Linked DNA regions of Mus musculus: region 2 is linked to region 1. The links are chromatin loops, found by intact Hi-C in ENCODE. Cell type or tissue: gastrocnemius. All regions are shown on one strand.

Region 1 (8,000 bases):
AGAAGCCAAGGGACAGGATGGCCTCTGAATGCTTGTGTGTCCGTGTGCCTATTGGACCTCAAAGCCTGCAGTGTGTTGTCCGTGTGCCTATTGGACCTCAAAGCCTGCAGTGTGTGTGTGTGTGCACGCATGTGTGCACGTGCACATGGATGATGTATATGTTTGCCCATGTATTAGTATGCATATGCTTATATGTCTGAGTACGTTTACCCATGTGTGTTTCTGTGTATATACATATGTGTGTGCATGCATGTGCGTGTGTTAGTGTGTATATGCATGTATGCATGGGTATGTGCATGCATGTTTGTTCCTGTGTATATACATGTGTGTGTGTGCAAGCATGTGTGCATGCAGCCCAGCCTGAACTCACCAAGCAGCCATGACTTCAGGGCTCGTGTGAGTGGAAGGATTTTCTCTTATACCACTTCCTTCTCTTTCTGCCTCTTGGACTCGTCCTGTTCCTGACTGGACTGCAATCCTGGTATGTCTCATCCAGGTTGGGTAAATCTGATCTGGGCAAAGGACTGAGAGGGTTTTACAAGGGAAGTGAGCCCCCTGTCTCTAGAAGCTGTTTAGCCTGTGGTGTGGTGCCTGGCCCCACAGGGAGGAGAGATTCTTGCCCAAGCCAGAGTCATGTCTTCCTAGTATGGGGCTGTAGAGGAGCTGAGCCCAGCTTAGGCCTCTCTCCTCCCCTCGAATGTTGGTTTCTATTGCCTGCCTTGTACCCTAAGCCTGTGGATCTTCCCACAGCATCCCTGGAAGTGCTCCGAGTCACACTTTGGGGGCTTTGGGGTGGCTTCTGCTGTCTTTGTGAAGGGCTGTTCTGCCTTCTCCTTTAAACTTTCTTCCTACCTGCAGCCTTCCTAGGATGACGATGATGCAGAGACAGGCCTGACTGAAGGAGAAGGTGAAGGCGAGGAGGAGAAAGAGCCAGAGAACCTGGGCAAATTGCAGTTTTCTCTGGACTATGATTTCCAGGCCAACCAGGTGTGTGGGCCTGGGGAATGGGGATGGGGTGTGGGTCGAAGCGGTTACCCTAGAGACAGGTAGGCCGTGTGTGTCTTTCTGTGGAGTGGGACAGTTGGAAGCCACAGGACATATATATCTTTAACCTTGACCTTGGCTTCCGCCATAATCCTCTACTGGGGAAAGTCTTTTAGATGAACTCTGCTATTAACTTACTGGCTGAACTCGGCCCAGCCCCACTCCCAAGATTCCCACTTGGGGTGAGGCTGGGGCGTTGGCAGGAGCCCGGTCTGGGACTAGATCAGGTGCTGGAGCAGCCCAGAGGCTCAGACACATCCTCTTTCTCCACAGCTCACCGTGGGTGTCCTGCAGGCTGCGGAACTCCCAGCCCTGGACATGGGTGGCACATCAGACCCTTATGTCAAAGTCTTCCTCCTCCCAGACAAGAAGAAGAAATATGAGACTAAGGTGCATCGGAAGACGCTGAACCCAGCCTTCAATGAGACATTCACTTTCAAGGTGATGGAACCCGACGACTCTATCTCACTCTGCCCCTGGTTTCTGCACACCTTGCCCTGGTCCCCAGCCGTGGCTGGAGCCCTGGGATATGCTCAGTATGGCACAGACTGTATGTAGTATCCTCCCTTCCATCTTACCCGCTGGTTTTTACAGTCTGCCTGGTACCTGTGAGCAACACAGGCCTACGCTCCTGGTGTCTTCCCATAGCGTCCTCTGGAAGTGACGAAGCCACTTTGACCCAGTCTGTCCTTTACAGGTGCCATACCAGGAGTTAGGAGGCAAGACCCTGGTGATGGCAATCTATGACTTTGACCGCTTCTCTAAGCATGACATCATCGGGGAGGTGAAGGTACCCATGAACACAGTGGACCTTGGCCAGCCCATCGAGGAATGGAGAGACCTACAAGGCGGAGAGAAGGAAGAGGTAAGGGTGGCGAGACCAGGCTTCTCACTGTTGGCTGAGGCTTGCCCACCACATGTGTGACAGGGGGAGTGGCGGTTTGAGTCAGGTCTGCTGGTGAAGACTCCAGCTCCCCACAGCCTGGCTGATGATCCAGGAGAAGCTAATTAACCCGAGGCTTTGGCACCTTCCTTCAGATGGTTCCAGCTGGGAATTAACTGCCCATCTCAAGTACCTTGTACAGCTCCTGGTGTCTGTCAAGCAAGCCATGAAATATAAGGACGACATTATCATTTTTCCTTTTAAGGTCCCACTGCCCATCAGACTCTGTGCCTCAGTTTACCCACCAGAAAAGCCAGCCTTGATTCGATAGGATTCTCAGTGTTTGGCTTATCTTCTAGCTACAGCAACCAACCCCTCATCTGCTGTGTGCCAGAACTCCCATTCCAGCTACTTTGCCAGCACGGGTGACCCGTTTCAGCCTGCACGGTGCTCAGTAAAGGTGCAGGATAGATGGGGCTTTGCCTGTTGTTAGAGGTGAGGGTCTGCATACCTGAAGGAGGGCATGAATGGTTGGTCTTATCCTTACCTTGGCGGCCCCATCTCTGAGAAACTGGGTGTCAGCGGAGCCTTAGGTCAGGAGTCCAGAGACCTTTCCTGCCCAAAGCTATGCTGCTGTCTGACTCTGAGGAACAGGTCTCCCTGGTAACCTGGATTTCTTGTTGGTTACAAAGTGTCCTTGCCTTGTCACACAAAGGTTTAAGTGACATAATATATGGAGAGGGAAGTGCTCTGAGAACCACATCGCCCTGCAAGCCTCGTAGCTGATATCGAAGGATGGCGGGGGTAGGGGTGATCAGGGAAGAAGCTCACTAACCACTAGGCCACCCAGACTTGCTTCTTGTGCCCCTTTCACAGAGCCTGGTGGGGATCGGAGCATACCCTACATCCACCAGGCCTGTCAGGTCCCTCCGCTATAGCCTGTCCTCTGCCTTCTTGAACGCCAGCTTCCCCAGGCCATGGCTGTGAACTGCAGTGTGAGGTAGTGATGTTGGAAGCTGGAGACCACCTCTGCTACAGACATGGGAGCTGACAACTAGGCAGAAGTCACTGCTTTGCCAGTCTTGCCGACATGGGGTCAGCCACACTAGAGGCCATTGGATAGCTGAAGTGACCTAAATCCTGCTTCTTTCCCTGGACAGCCAGAGAAGTTGGGTGACATCTGTACCTCCTTGCGCTACGTGCCCACAGCTGGGAAGCTCACCGTCTGTATCCTGGAGGCCAAGAACCTGAAGAAGATGGATGTAGGGGGCCTTTCAGGTGATGCAGAACCACTGGGAGCCAGTGTGTGGCAGCAGTGAGCCAGTCACTACTTTAACCCCCCCCCCCCCCCCTCCGCCCGGGGAAGAAGAGAAAGTCTTACCCAGTCCACCCCCACCTGCCTGTCCATATCTGAGTGTCTTCTCACAAATAACCCTCTGGCCACACTCCATGGGCTATGGAGGAAAAGGCAGAAGAAGAATTTCGTTCTCCAAATGAGCTAACGACACAGAACTTTTCTTAGGAAGAGTCAGAAGTGGCAGGGCAGGGCTTAACCCAAAGTCAGTCTTTCTGCCATGCCACAAGAGTAGGGGATATTTTTCCAGAAGGGGCTACAGGCTCTGCCATCTCTGTTCCGAAAGATGCTGTTGGTTTCAGAGTTACCTGACATAGGGCTAACGTGGCATAGGGCTAGCCTGTGCCACAGGATGCAATGGTAAAGCCTCCTACCTCTGCTGAGCCTCCTCAGCCTTATAGCTGGGGTTTGGCTCTGTCACTGACCAAACCTATGCCCTTGGCTGGATCATTTCCCTTGTGCGTCCTCAGACTCTCCCTGGTCAGTTTAGGAAGACTGGATATGCAGGGTCAGGACTTGGCAGAAGTGTGCTTTGCCTTTCAGTCACCTCCCAGCCCAGGCACCTTTCCAGGTAGTCCCCACCCTTCCTTACAAGGCCTTTCTTAAACTCAGAAGTTCCCCTAACTTTGTGCACTAGGAGCCTAAAAGTGAACAGTTAGAGATAGCCCAATACCTTTCCTACCCGCGACCCAGATGACCCCTCTGCTTCTGGGACTTCCTGTCCCTCCTCTGGGCTTCCTAGGGGCCTGGCTCCAGCAGGGTGGAGACCTGGGGACACTAGGAGGGCCGTTGGAGCTGAGGTATCGCTTGGGTGGGGACTCTCTCTGCAGACCCCTATGTGAAGATCCACCTGATGCAGAACGGTAAGAGACTCAAGAAGAAGAAGACGACAGTGAAGAAGAAGACCCTGAACCCCTACTTCAACGAGTCCTTCAGCTTCGAGATCCCCTTTGAGCAGATCCAGGTGCTAAGCCTTGAGGGCCTTGGGTTCTTGGGCTCTGAGCTAACCAGACAAGCATGGGGCGTTAGAGGTCAGCCATGGGCCGGGTACGTTCCAGTGGGAAGGATCTGGATCTGACAGTGCTGGGATGGGACCCTGTAGAGGACCCTTTTGAAGGGCCTCCATTACCTGAACATGAACTGATTTTAAAAAGTTACATATTTTTGTATATCCATACCATTTACAGTATAGACTGACAGGAGAGAATATGTATTTAAAAAGTCATTTGTATTTGAGGAACACTTGCGTGTTTTTTTATTATGTGTCCACTGACCTCATTAGAGGCCACTCCCCTTCCATAAGGTCTTACAGTGCCTAGAGCACTGTGTATGTTCAAGTACACCCACTGGCAGGAATATATAGGTTGCTTACCAAAAAAAGAAAAAAAAAAAGTGGTGGCCTCTACACTGAAATTTAATTGGAGTTGGACTGGAAGCCAGAAACCAGGAGGCACTTCCTTATCATTTGTAGTGCACAGTGGCAGAGGAGAGGGCATGTCACTGGCTCCCACTTCTCCTTTGAAGTCCTTCCTTCCTTTGCTTGCCTTGCAGAAAGTCCAGGTGGTCGTCACCGTGCTAGACTACGACAAACTGGGCAAGAATGAAGCCATCGGAAAGATCTTTGTAGGCAGCAACGCCACAGGCACCGAGTTGCGGCACTGGTCCGACATGCTGGCCAACCCTCGGAGGCCCATTGCCCAGTGGCACTCTCTTAAGCCTGAGGAAGAAGTGGATGCTCTTCTGGGCAAGAACAAGTAGGCTCCAGCGGCCGGGGCCACGCCCCTAAGGAGCCACGCCCCCGAGGCGCCACGCCCCCTGAGGACACTGACGAGATCCAGAGCTATCAATACCTCAGTTACGCGACCTTAGAGGTTTCTTCATTTGTTTGCGGTGTGTCCTGTTTTTCCTTCCTTTTTCTCTTTTTAAAGACCAACTTCCTTTTGGTGGCTGTGTGAAGAGAGTCCCCTAAGAGGTGAAAGAAAAGCCTGGCTCTGTTATTGACCCCGGAGCGGCCCTTGTTGCATGCCCTTTCACGGTTTCCCCCTTACCCCAAGTGGGGCCCTCTACTGTCAGACAGTTGAAGCACTAACTGCTTTTCCTGGGTTTTGGACCAACAACATGGCAAGCACATTCTGTTTCTTGACTGTGAAGGCAACATAGTGGCCAGCATTGTGTGTGTGTGTGTGTGTGTGTGTGTGTGTGTGTGTGTGTGTGTACACCTGTATGTGCCCATCCATCCCCATCTGCCTGTTTTGAACATCTCTCTTCATTTTCTGGAATGAGTCATGGACAGTGAAGCCATGTGAGAGGAGAATGTCTTCAGAGACTCCAAGGGAAAGCAAGCCCACTGCCTAAGCGGTCAGATGCCAGAAGAGAGCTTGCGGATGGCCATTTGGAAGGCGGCGAGATGTGATACTGGATGGGTTCAGAACTGGGACCAAAGCCCTTGATGCCATCATAGACACCCTCTTGTCAGTCATGGCTTTCCCCCCTGGAGTGGGGTTTTGGGGACATTCGTGGAAATCAACTATTCACCAGATTTGCCAGACTCTACCAGGGACTGCCAGCCCTGGGATGTCACTCCTGTTGACAACATCAAACTTTGAAGAAACAGAAGTCCCATTACTCAGAAAGCCTAGAATTAAGCTCCTGGATCTTTGCCTCGTCCCTCGTCCCTGCAGAGTACAAGCAGCGCGGTCATTTGCATTCACGCACCATCTTGCTTTTGCCTCTGTTTCCCTTTTTGTGTAAGTGGAAAAATACCATCTGAAGACAAGTGCTTTGCACAGAGCCAGAGACCTGTTAAGGGGATGCTTGGGTTTTAGTTCCCTTGAGGTCCAGGTAAGGAGGAGGTGTCAAGAAGGGGAGCTTGGGTGGACAGTGACAAACTGGAGAGTGCAGAGCTCCTCGCAACTCCCATTCCTGACCCTCTGGACCCTTTGACCCTCAGTGATGGTAGCTGGAGTGGCCCCGGCCAAACTGTGGAGAGGCCCCACGCTTCCGTTCCTTAGAGACAGTTTTCTTGGAATGCCAGGAAACACGGGGCATTCATTTCAAATGGGCGGTGGAGAAAATGTGCTAAGGTTTGCATCCTGTGTTTAGTTTGTGTTTCCTTCCCTGTCCCCTACTTGTCCCTAGCATTGATTAAAAAGCCATATATATGTTAGTCAGGCTTGCACTAAGTACCCTTCCCAACCTGCAGCCTGGGCAGGGGGCTTAGGCTCCCTGTAGCCAGAGGCTGCTCCTTTCCCTTGGTCTTGGATTTGTTCTTGAATCTCTCAGGCCCTTGTTTTCTTATCACAGAAAAGATACAGCTTTTCTGAAGCCGGCAGGGGTGGTGGACACGCTCTTCAACAGCAAATGTGTCAGGACATCTGCTCTGCCCCACCTGGGCCCTTCCGTTTCTTGTAGGACTCAGAGATGGATGGTGTTGTAGAGTTTGAGAACCCAGCATGGAGAAGCTGCAGTGGCTTCATTTTAATTTTAGTGAAAATGCATATGTGGGTTTGCTTTGCTTTTTTGTTTTTGTTTTTTTGTTTTGGTTTAAGTAGGGAGTGAGGTATCACTTCTACCAGAAACAGAACTGTGAAGTAGGTTTGACCTGCCTCTCTTTTAGAGACCCTTTTTGCTATTGGCCCTTGGTACCTGGGAAATTGTGTATTTCATACACTATCTGTATGTGTGTTTATGCTAAACACTGAGGAAGGAGGACTCTGGTAGGATTATGGGCTGTAGTCCTTGGGACCAGAGTTCTGGTCATGGTAGAACATTGTTGGGCATCGGGTACACTCAGAGTTCAGGTGGTTAGAGAGTGTCAGGGTCCTGGTATGGACATCTGAGGTCACCGGATTCTTTTCTGTGCAATCTTGGTGCTTTCCCGGTCCCTCCCCACTCTGGCTCTTCTCACCCACATTCCATGAAGCCTGTTCACAGACCCTCTCCCCAACAACCTCACCCTTCTTCCTGTGTTCTCCCGACCTTTCTCAATCACCTTTAAACTCCTGGGTTCTTCCCTACAAACCGCACTCAGCCCTTCCGTAGTCCATAGTCCTACTGCGCTGCGGATAGAGGGAAGGGAGGAACGGTGGATGCCTCTGTGGTTTGACTGTCCCTGGGCTTAGACACAGGCCAGAGCTCATTCCTTGTGGGCAGTCTGCCAGGGCTTTTGACTGATCACTAGTTTGGAGCCAGCATGGATGCTGGGAGAGGTTCTCCTCAGGCTTAAGGCTGGTCCTGGACGAGCCACCCAAGCAGATGGCACCTGTCCAGGTCCAGGGGCCAGGCAGGAACATGTTGAGGCTTAATTGTTTCTATACTGGGGGAGGGGGGAGGGCTGATATGATCCAAACCCCAGCACTGCATTCCAAACCTTCACTGCCACCTGGGGGGCGGGGTATAATTTCTGGGGATGTCAGGATCCTGGGGTATCAAGACTATGCAGAGACAGTCAATGTTTCTGGCTGGTAATGGATTCTGGATACTTCTGTGGATGCAAGTTTTTAATCCCAAAGAGAGGAAAGTATTTATTAGAGGGTTTATTTGTTTTGTTTTTTTGTTTTTTTGTTTTTAAAGAGAGCTTAAGACCATGAGTACCCACACTCCACTCAGGATCTGGGGGCTCATGTCCTCTCTGAATGATCCTCCCAGAGTGGAGCAACCTCTGCAGTGCTGGGGCCCTTGTGGGGACTTAGAAACAAAGGCTAAGGCCTGGGGACGAGG
Region 2 (8,000 bases), 210 kb after region 1:
GGGAATGAAGGCGGAGGCCCCCGCGCCGCCATCTTTACTCCTCCCGCTAGTAGCACCGCCCACATGCTCCCTTAGCTTCAGCACGCACGCGCTGCCCAACCCCGCGTCAGTACGGGACTTGTAGTAGGAGACCTGCCCTGAGGGCGCACTGGAGCCCTACGGGAACTACACATCCCTGGATGCATTACAAACCAGTCAAGGACAAGCTGCACCCTCCTCCGAGGGGGAATCTAGCACCTATGCCTGGAAGAAGCTGCAACTGTCTCCCAGACCGGTGGCATCCTCTTTCTCTAAGCATTTTGGGAATCGTAGTTTTTTTTATTGCTGCGATCACTAAGCTGAACTCCCTCCCTAATAGTCACTTAACACTTCAAGAGTGGAAAAAGCAGCAGTAATTACCCTTATTTTCTAGAAAAGAAGACTAAACATGAAGTAACAGAAGGATGATATTTCATGTCCTGTTTTTTTTTACATCTAGTTTTATTAACATGTATTAGTTATGAACGTGCATGGAGAAAAGTATGCATACACATACAGTATTATAGTTTTACATAAATTATTTTCAATATGACATTCACTCCAGGTCCAAAAAGATTCCTGACTGTTGAAATTTTTCATTTCACAAATTTCACACACACACACACACAAAATGTGAACACGATTAGGTCATCAGAAAAAAGAACTTTTATTATTTCCTAACAAATGAACACTTGCCCGTTGCTCATTTTCTATTGGAATAAACTAGGAATCAAATGTTGAAGAAATAAGTAATGCCAGGCAACTCACACCTGTAACCCCTGCACCCAGGTTGCCAGGAGTTTTAGAGCAACCTGGACTACACTGTGAGTTCAAGGTTAGCCTGGGCTACAGAGTGAAACCTGTCAAATCTATTCCCCTGTGAAAAACAAACCACAAAAGGCAAGACATTCAACGTCATCCTTTGCTGCATAGGCAGTTCCCGGTGGCCTGGACGACGTGACACTTAGTCTCAATAAAACAAAAGCTCTTTAACAAGTAATGAGATTTTCTTGGTAATTTGTCAACATGGAACCTCTTCTTATTAATAATTAAAATTACCCAAGTTCTCAAATAGAACTCTGCCAAATTGATAAGAGAGATATTGATACCAAGATAACGTAGGAACCAGGCATGGTGACACGCACCTGTTATCTTGGAGGATCAAGAGTCTGAGACCAGGCTGGCAAGATGGCTCAGCAGTTAAGAGCAATGACTGCTCCTCTGAAGGTCCTGATTTCAAATCCCAGCAACTACATGGGTTGACATGTCGACAAATTACCAAGAAAATCTCATTACTTGTTAAAAAGCTTTTGTTTTATTGAGACTAAGTGTCACGTCATCCAGGCCAGCCAGGAACTGCCTATGCAGCAAAGGATGACTTTGAACCAGATAGCTCACAACCATCTGTAATGAGATCTGATGCCCTCTTCTGGTGTGTCTGAAGACAGCTACAGTGTACTTACATATAGTAAAATAAATCTTGAGAGAGAGAGAGAGAGAGAGAGAGAGAGAGAGAGACCAGCCAAAGCAGCAGAAGGAGACTGCCTCAAATACAAACACATAGAGAAACTAGGAGAGATGATGTAGCCGTGAGCTTCTTGCAGCCCTCCTGCCCTGGTTTAATAGCACGGCCCTGGTAAACAACAGCCACTCAGTTTTGCATTTCACTGCTGCATCCTACTTTGCCAATAGACTGGCTTCTAGTAAGACCTTTTAAAGTAGGATAAAATTTTCAGGGACCAATAATGTTACACCTTGTGGGACTATGTTCTGTTTTGTTTGGTTTGAGATGGAGTCTCATTTACTCAGGCTGGTCAAAGATGAATGTGAGATCCTGATCCTCCTGCTTCCACTTCCCGTGGTTTGACTCTGTTCTTTTTGTATATTCTCTCTCTCTCTCTCTCTCTCTCTCTCTCTCTCTCTCTCTCTCTCTCTCTCTCTCTCTCTCTCTCTCCCTTCCTCCCTTCCCCTCTCCCTTCCTCCCTCCTCCCCCCTCTGTCCTTTCTTTCATTCTTTATTTAAATTACTGTTTTTTGAGAATGGTTCTCTACTGTTTAGGTTGTCAAGAACCCCATGATATTCCTCCCACTTTGGCCTCCCAAGGGCCAGGAATAAGCCACCATATTTTGTTTTGTTTTTTTATAAGCTTAAAATTTAACAATAACTCAGTCTTGGGGCTGGGGATGTACCTTAGTTTTCAGAATGATGGTCTGACATAAACCAGTCAAAAACATTTGTCTGTGGGCTGGAGAGGTGGCTCAGGGGTTAAGAGCACTGACTGCTCTGCCAGAGGTCCTGAGTTCAAATCCCAGCAACCACATAGTGGCTCACAACCATCTGTAATGGGATCCGAGGCACTCTTCTGGTGTGTCTGAAGACACCTGCAATGTATTCGTGTATATATAAGGAATAAATAAATCTTTTAAAAAGTTTTTGTCTGTAATTATAGCACTCTGAACGTGGGAGCAAATGGATCAGAAATTCAAAGCTATCTTTCTGTAGGGGGGTTGAGGCCACCCTATCAACGTGCTGGGGCAGGGCCCTGGCAATACATGAATCTTTACATTTTTTTAAGAGTATTTAAGAAACTTAAGCTATCAAACTTGTTCAGTGAGCTGACAGTATACATTTATTCTTTGAAATTTTTGGTTGGGTGAAGGTGATTTGGGAAAAAACAAACAAACATAGCTTTAATTTTAAGTAAGAAAACCTTTTCAAGTTTACAGAGACAGATGTTTTATAGTATAGTTTTTGACTGATGTAGTTAAAGCAATTAAGATAATAATAATTATTATTGTTCTTACGAACCACATAGCTGGAAGATACATTTCTCTCCAATTAGGTGGGTATGCACTTAAATTATCTAAAGAATTAAGCCTTTTATGCTTTCTGTAAAAGTCTCCAAAGAAAGTGTTATCCTCTTACTTCTACAAGAAAAAAGAAAAAAACAAATACTCCAGTTACAGTAAGAAAGTAGTGTTCTCCCTGTTTCTGGAACCTCCCACTGTCGAGACTGATTTTTTCTGAGACAGCGTCTCTTTTGCCGTAGGCTGAACCTGTGCTTTTATGAGTAGCAAATGCTAACACCTAGCTCCTTTTATTTTATCATTTCCTCAGCTACACTATAAAGTAGGAAAAGGTTATTTTAGTCAATCTATCTTATTTACTGAGTTCTATTGCCCTAGGGGTGTACCCTGTATGACTACTCCTGTCTTTATACTGCATTTCACTGCACTTTTAGAGAGCTCTCAGTATATTGTATAAAGAGGCTTAGAGTCTGTTACCAATTCTCCTGGTCAGTCAGACTTTGTCAATTACTTCTGTTTATTCTGCACCAATTATACTGTTTGAGTTTGCTTAGGGATGGATACCCCAAGAAGATTCCTGAATTCATAGCCTCATTTAGAAATTTCTAGCTTTTGATTATCTGAGCTTATCACAATCTCCGGGGCATAAGGAAGACTTCCAAGTAGTGTCCAGATAAAGTTGTTTCCCTAAAAGCAGAAAGGATTCTCCAAAAAAAAAAAAAAAAAAAAAGACTCAGACATAATTTTCTCAGGTAAAGACATCAAATGAACCATAATGCAGAAAGCCCCTAAGAGTGCAGCAGGCAGTCACCAAAACCTAAAAGTGAGAGGCAGAACTACAGCCATGGCAGCGCAGCGCTCGGCACAGCCTGGATGGAACTGTGTCAAACAGCTGTGCTGGCTTCATGACTTGCGTCATTTCCTATGACTGTGCCAGTGTATTGATTTGTGTGTACCTGCACGAGTATCTGCTCACAGGTAGGTGTGAGTACACACCAATGCCAGAAGAGGGCATCAATCCCTGGGTTCTGAAGGTACAGGTATTTGTTGGACCCCAACTCGATAAATAGGCGCTGGGATCTGAACGTAGGTCCTCGAGATTGAATAGCAAATATTCTCCCTACTAAGACAAACTCAGCAGCCTGCTAATAAAACATGTGTAACTACCAGTTAAGTCCAAACAAACAATCCTGTGTACAAATAAAATACATTTTAGAAAATATTTTCAAAAATATCTGGTCTAGGGAGATGGTTCAACAGGTAAGAGTATTTGCTGTGCAAGCATGAGTACCTGGGTTTGAGTCCCCAGCACCAACATAAAAAGCCAAGCACAGCTGATTGTACCTACAGCTGATAGCTCCTGCACTAGGAAATACATGGTGACTCACGAGAGCTGGCAGGCCAGCCAGCCTAGTTGCTGGCTTCAATGTGCTTCTGGATCTGTGAGAGACCCTCTCCTCAGGGAATAGGTTATAGAGAAATAGAGGAAGATCCCCACCATGACGGACTCAGAAGAGCTACCAAGGTGCATCTGCTTACCTACACACTCAGGTAGACACAACCCACACATACCACACACTACACTCATCCACTGAATAAATAACTGGGCCAATCCAGATTTTTATCAAGTAATAATTTTCCATATTCATACTTTAATTGCAACATTAGAACACTCTACTTTTAAAGATAATGACAAGCTTGCCATGGTGGCACATGTTTATAATCCTAACACTTAGAAGACAGAGGCAAGAGGATTGGGAGTTCAAGTCTGGCCTTGAGGTCAGCTTGAGCTATATGGGACCTTGCCTCAAATGAACAAAATAAAATAAATAGTGATGATACCTAGGCAGGAGGATTGTTGTGAGTTTGAGGACAGCCTGGGGTTTAGAATGAGGCCTTTGCCAAAAAGAAAAAAAAATCCTAAATTAGGGTACACACATTTGAGCCAAGAACTTGGTAGGCAAAGGCAGACAGATCTCTATGAGGCCGGCCTGGTCTAAATAGCTCCTGGCCAACTAGGGCTGCATCGCGAGACCCTGTCTCAAAAAGAAACCCTAAATTAATTAATTAAAAGTTTAAAAATAACATTTAGAGCACTCTTGTTGGCCTCTATTCCCACCAGTTAACATACCTCCCTCTGGTGGACAAATGGAAACTGTGTCGATAGAATGGGACCCTTTCTCTCTCTGTCTTTTCCCTCCTTTCCTTTGATCCAACTCATTACGGTCTGTGCTATTTCTAAGAGACATTTTTAACTCTGTGTTTTTCAAAGAACCATCCAAGGAAGTTTCTATTTCAAGACAGGACTAATACGGTCACTGTCGGAGTAGGGACAAGAAAAGATGCTGAGGAGATTAGATATCATTAGATAGTATGAATGGCAGTAGTAAAATAAGCAGTAATCCCAAATGGTAAGCGAAAACACTTCACTGCAACAAAGAAATCCTAACCATGAATACAGAACCGCAACAGCAGACTGAAAAGCACGTCAGACTGTTGCATGACTATCGTTCAGAAGTCTGTAAGTTTGCAGAATTCACTATCTACCCTCTGGCTCAGTCCTACAACTAAATTGGGGAAGCCCAGAGCAGAGTCAGTCAGAGTCCTAATGAGTCTGAGGGTCTCCAGAAGACAAAACACACCATAAAAACCTCCATGAGGAACCAGCTGTAGCTTAACATCAGTTTGGACTAAATGCAGACATCACCGCGGTAGCCAAAATTATATTAGCTTCGAAGTTCAGAAAGACCGACTGCTAGGTCTATGCTATGGAGCTGTACAAAAAGCTAGGAGCAGTGAAAGAGAAAGGTGATTCCTTGATTGATTTCTGGTCCCACCCCCAGGGTTCCCAGAGTTGAAACCAATTCCAGTTCTGCTGAGTCTCAGGTCTTAAGCTTTCCTTTCTCTCCCAAGGACTACCCACTTTTGGCACTCGCAGCTGTGCCCTCAAAGCTGACTTGGCTATAATCATGCACTTGGTTGCTTAGAAAATACCTTTCTAGAGGTGGAAGAGCGCTTGAAAGTCATTTATTCCGTGGTTGGTGTGTGACTCAAAGGGATCAAAGGCTGGCACAGTATGTAGGAAGAGCGGGCTTGTTTTCAGGGAGAGGGAGGGGGAAATCCTTAACTTCCTCACAGTGCAGAGGATCTCTTGCGTTAACCCCTAACAGGTTGAAGCTTCCATATGAACATTTCCAGTGGTGGAGAAATTTACTCCATCCACTTTACTCTTCAGAGTCCTGATGGAATGCTTTGTTCACCAGAATTATAAATTAAAAAAAAAAATCTTTTTTCATCTGGAGGAAATCTATGTACCCAAGGCTGGTCTCAAATTCTCACCTTTTTATTTCAACATGCCTGCGCGACCGTGCTCGGCTAACTTGTATCTTTAGACTACTGATCTTAAATGAAGTTGTAAAGTTTCCCCTGTCATTGCTTAAAGCCTGGGTGACCTGGTAGCCATTGGGAAGCTGCGTAGGAGTGCCAGGAGTCTCAGGCTAGCCTGAGCTACATAGCAAATTCCAAGCTAAGCAAGGGTTGCATCGCGAGACCCCGTTCCACAGAACCACAACAAAGATATAAAGGCAGCTACTCAGCAGTCACTTCTCCAGATTAAGCGTGTCCAGTTGCCTTTTTTTTTTCCTCTCCTGTAGATGACTTCCCAGCCTTCCCAGCTCACAGTCGATTTACAAACAAGACCACAGCGGGAACTGAGAATTCCGGATACGCGTGCGCGCGCCAATTTGAGCGGTGCGTGAGCGGACGCAAGCTCTGAGCGGTGGCCAATAGGCGGGCGCGCGCCTCCCCCAGGTTTGCTGCGGACCAATCACAGTCCTCTCCTGGAAGGGGGTGGAGTCATTCCAACGGTCTCCGCGGTTCCGCGTGAGCACAGCAGAGGCGCGCCGCGGTAAGTGGGGCTGCTGACGGGTGCTGCGAGTGCCACCTGAGGGAACGAGCCCGAGGTCACGGAGAGTCTGGGGAAGGAGTCCCGTTTCTACCCGAGCGGCCCTGGGAGGAACACGGCGGGGAGAGCGAACCGCCCTGGGCGCGCCAAGGCTACCTCCAGCATCTGCCACCTACCCAGGTTCTGTGCATTGATTATTTATTTACCTCAGGCCTGGGACACAAAGAATTTTACGAAGAGTCAGTGCAGTTGTAAAAAGCTTACGTTTGCGGGGAGTGGTTACTGGAAAAGAGGCTAACAACGCCGGTTTAAAAAAAATTAAAAGGAAAATATCTTTTGAAGCCGTAGTGTAAGGAACTCTGTTATGGTTGTTTGGTTGAGGGTTTCGTTTTGTTTGTGAGACAGGTGTCGCTGTAGCCCAGGCTGACCTGGAACTGACTTCTACCTAGGCGCCTCCAGTGTCTATGCCCCCAAGCCCCGGCTCTGTGAAAACCCTTTATATTCATAAAATACATGATAACACATGGCTTTTATACCAAAGGACTTTTTAATTTTTTATTTACTTTTCTTGTATATGAGTGTTTGTCTGCATGTATGTATACACACCACGGGTATGCCTGGTGCCCTCGGAGGCACAGGACGGTGTTAGTTATGAGATGTCAGATGGATGTTGGGAATTGAATCTGGGTCCTCTGGAAGAGCTGCCAGTGCTCTTAACAGCTAAGCCATCTCTCACCCGAGAAGACTTTGTATATACCAATTGTTATCATAGTCTCATGGCTTCTTTGAGAGAAACTGCCTTTTTCCCCCTCGTTCTAATTTGATTAGCATGCCTTTCCACTATGTTCTTATTTTATATAAAGATACAGTTTACAGTTGTAGGTAGTTTTATTGTAATTGATTGCCCAAAGACAACTTTGAGGAGAGCGTTCTCTCCTACTGTGGATTGCTGGGATTGAATCAAGTTGTCAGGCCTGTGCAGCAAGGGCTTTAACCCGCTGAACTGTTTTTCTAGTCCCCTGTATTTACAAGAGTTTTGTTTCGTTTTACTGAAAATAGTCCTTCAGATTTCTGTATAAAATAGCAATGCTTTGGCTGAACAAGTCATGGGGAGAAAGTCAGTAAGCAGCAGCCCTCTGTGGCCTCTGCATCAGCTCCTGCCTCCAGGTTCCTGTCCTGTTTAAGTTCCTGGCCTGCCTTCTTCCTTCAGCAGTATACTGTGATGTAGAAGTGTAAGCCAAATACTGCCCCCCCACCCAACACACACAATG

What was found. A loop is a pair of places that touch in the nucleus more often than their neighbours do. Peaks named below come from ENCODE experiments on the same cell type or tissue, not always from the same donor. Only the 100,000 strongest peaks of a DNase experiment are listed, where the experiment ranks them.
Region 2: a loop joins it to region 1, with 2.5 times the contacts of the local background. A loop is called at or near these places in 4 of 42 quality-filtered maps.

The regions. Positions count from the first base shown.
Region 1 is chr1:134,742,643-134,750,642 of GRCm38, forward strand. Syt2 (synaptotagmin II) reads left to right here. Exons shown (of 9, transcript NM_001355726.1): 4 at 868-987; 5 at 1,318-1,485; 6 at 1,742-1,909; 7 at 3,088-3,205; 8 at 4,112-4,245; 9 at 4,833-8,000. The coding sequence ends at 5,039. Among named protein-coding and RNA genes, the nearest start is that of Gm32670, 28 kb to the right of the region's middle. In gastrocnemius, a CTCF peak has its summit at 3,203; DNase peaks (open chromatin) are centred at 3,228, 5,045 and 7,485; H3K4me3 peaks cover 828 bases; H3K27ac peaks cover 1,516 bases.
Region 2 is chr1:134,955,878-134,963,877 of GRCm38, forward strand. Ppp1r12b (protein phosphatase 1, regulatory subunit 12B) reads right to left here and starts at 63. Exons shown (of 24, transcript NM_001368827.1): 1 at 1-63. Ube2t (ubiquitin-conjugating enzyme E2T) reads left to right here and starts at 6,688. Exons shown (of 7, transcript NM_026024.3): 1 at 6,688-6,909. In gastrocnemius, CTCF peaks have their summits at 140, 4,976 (motif pointing left) and 7,135; DNase peaks (open chromatin) are centred at 97, 6,634 and 7,179; H3K4me3 peaks cover 2,247 bases; H3K27ac peaks cover 1,849 bases.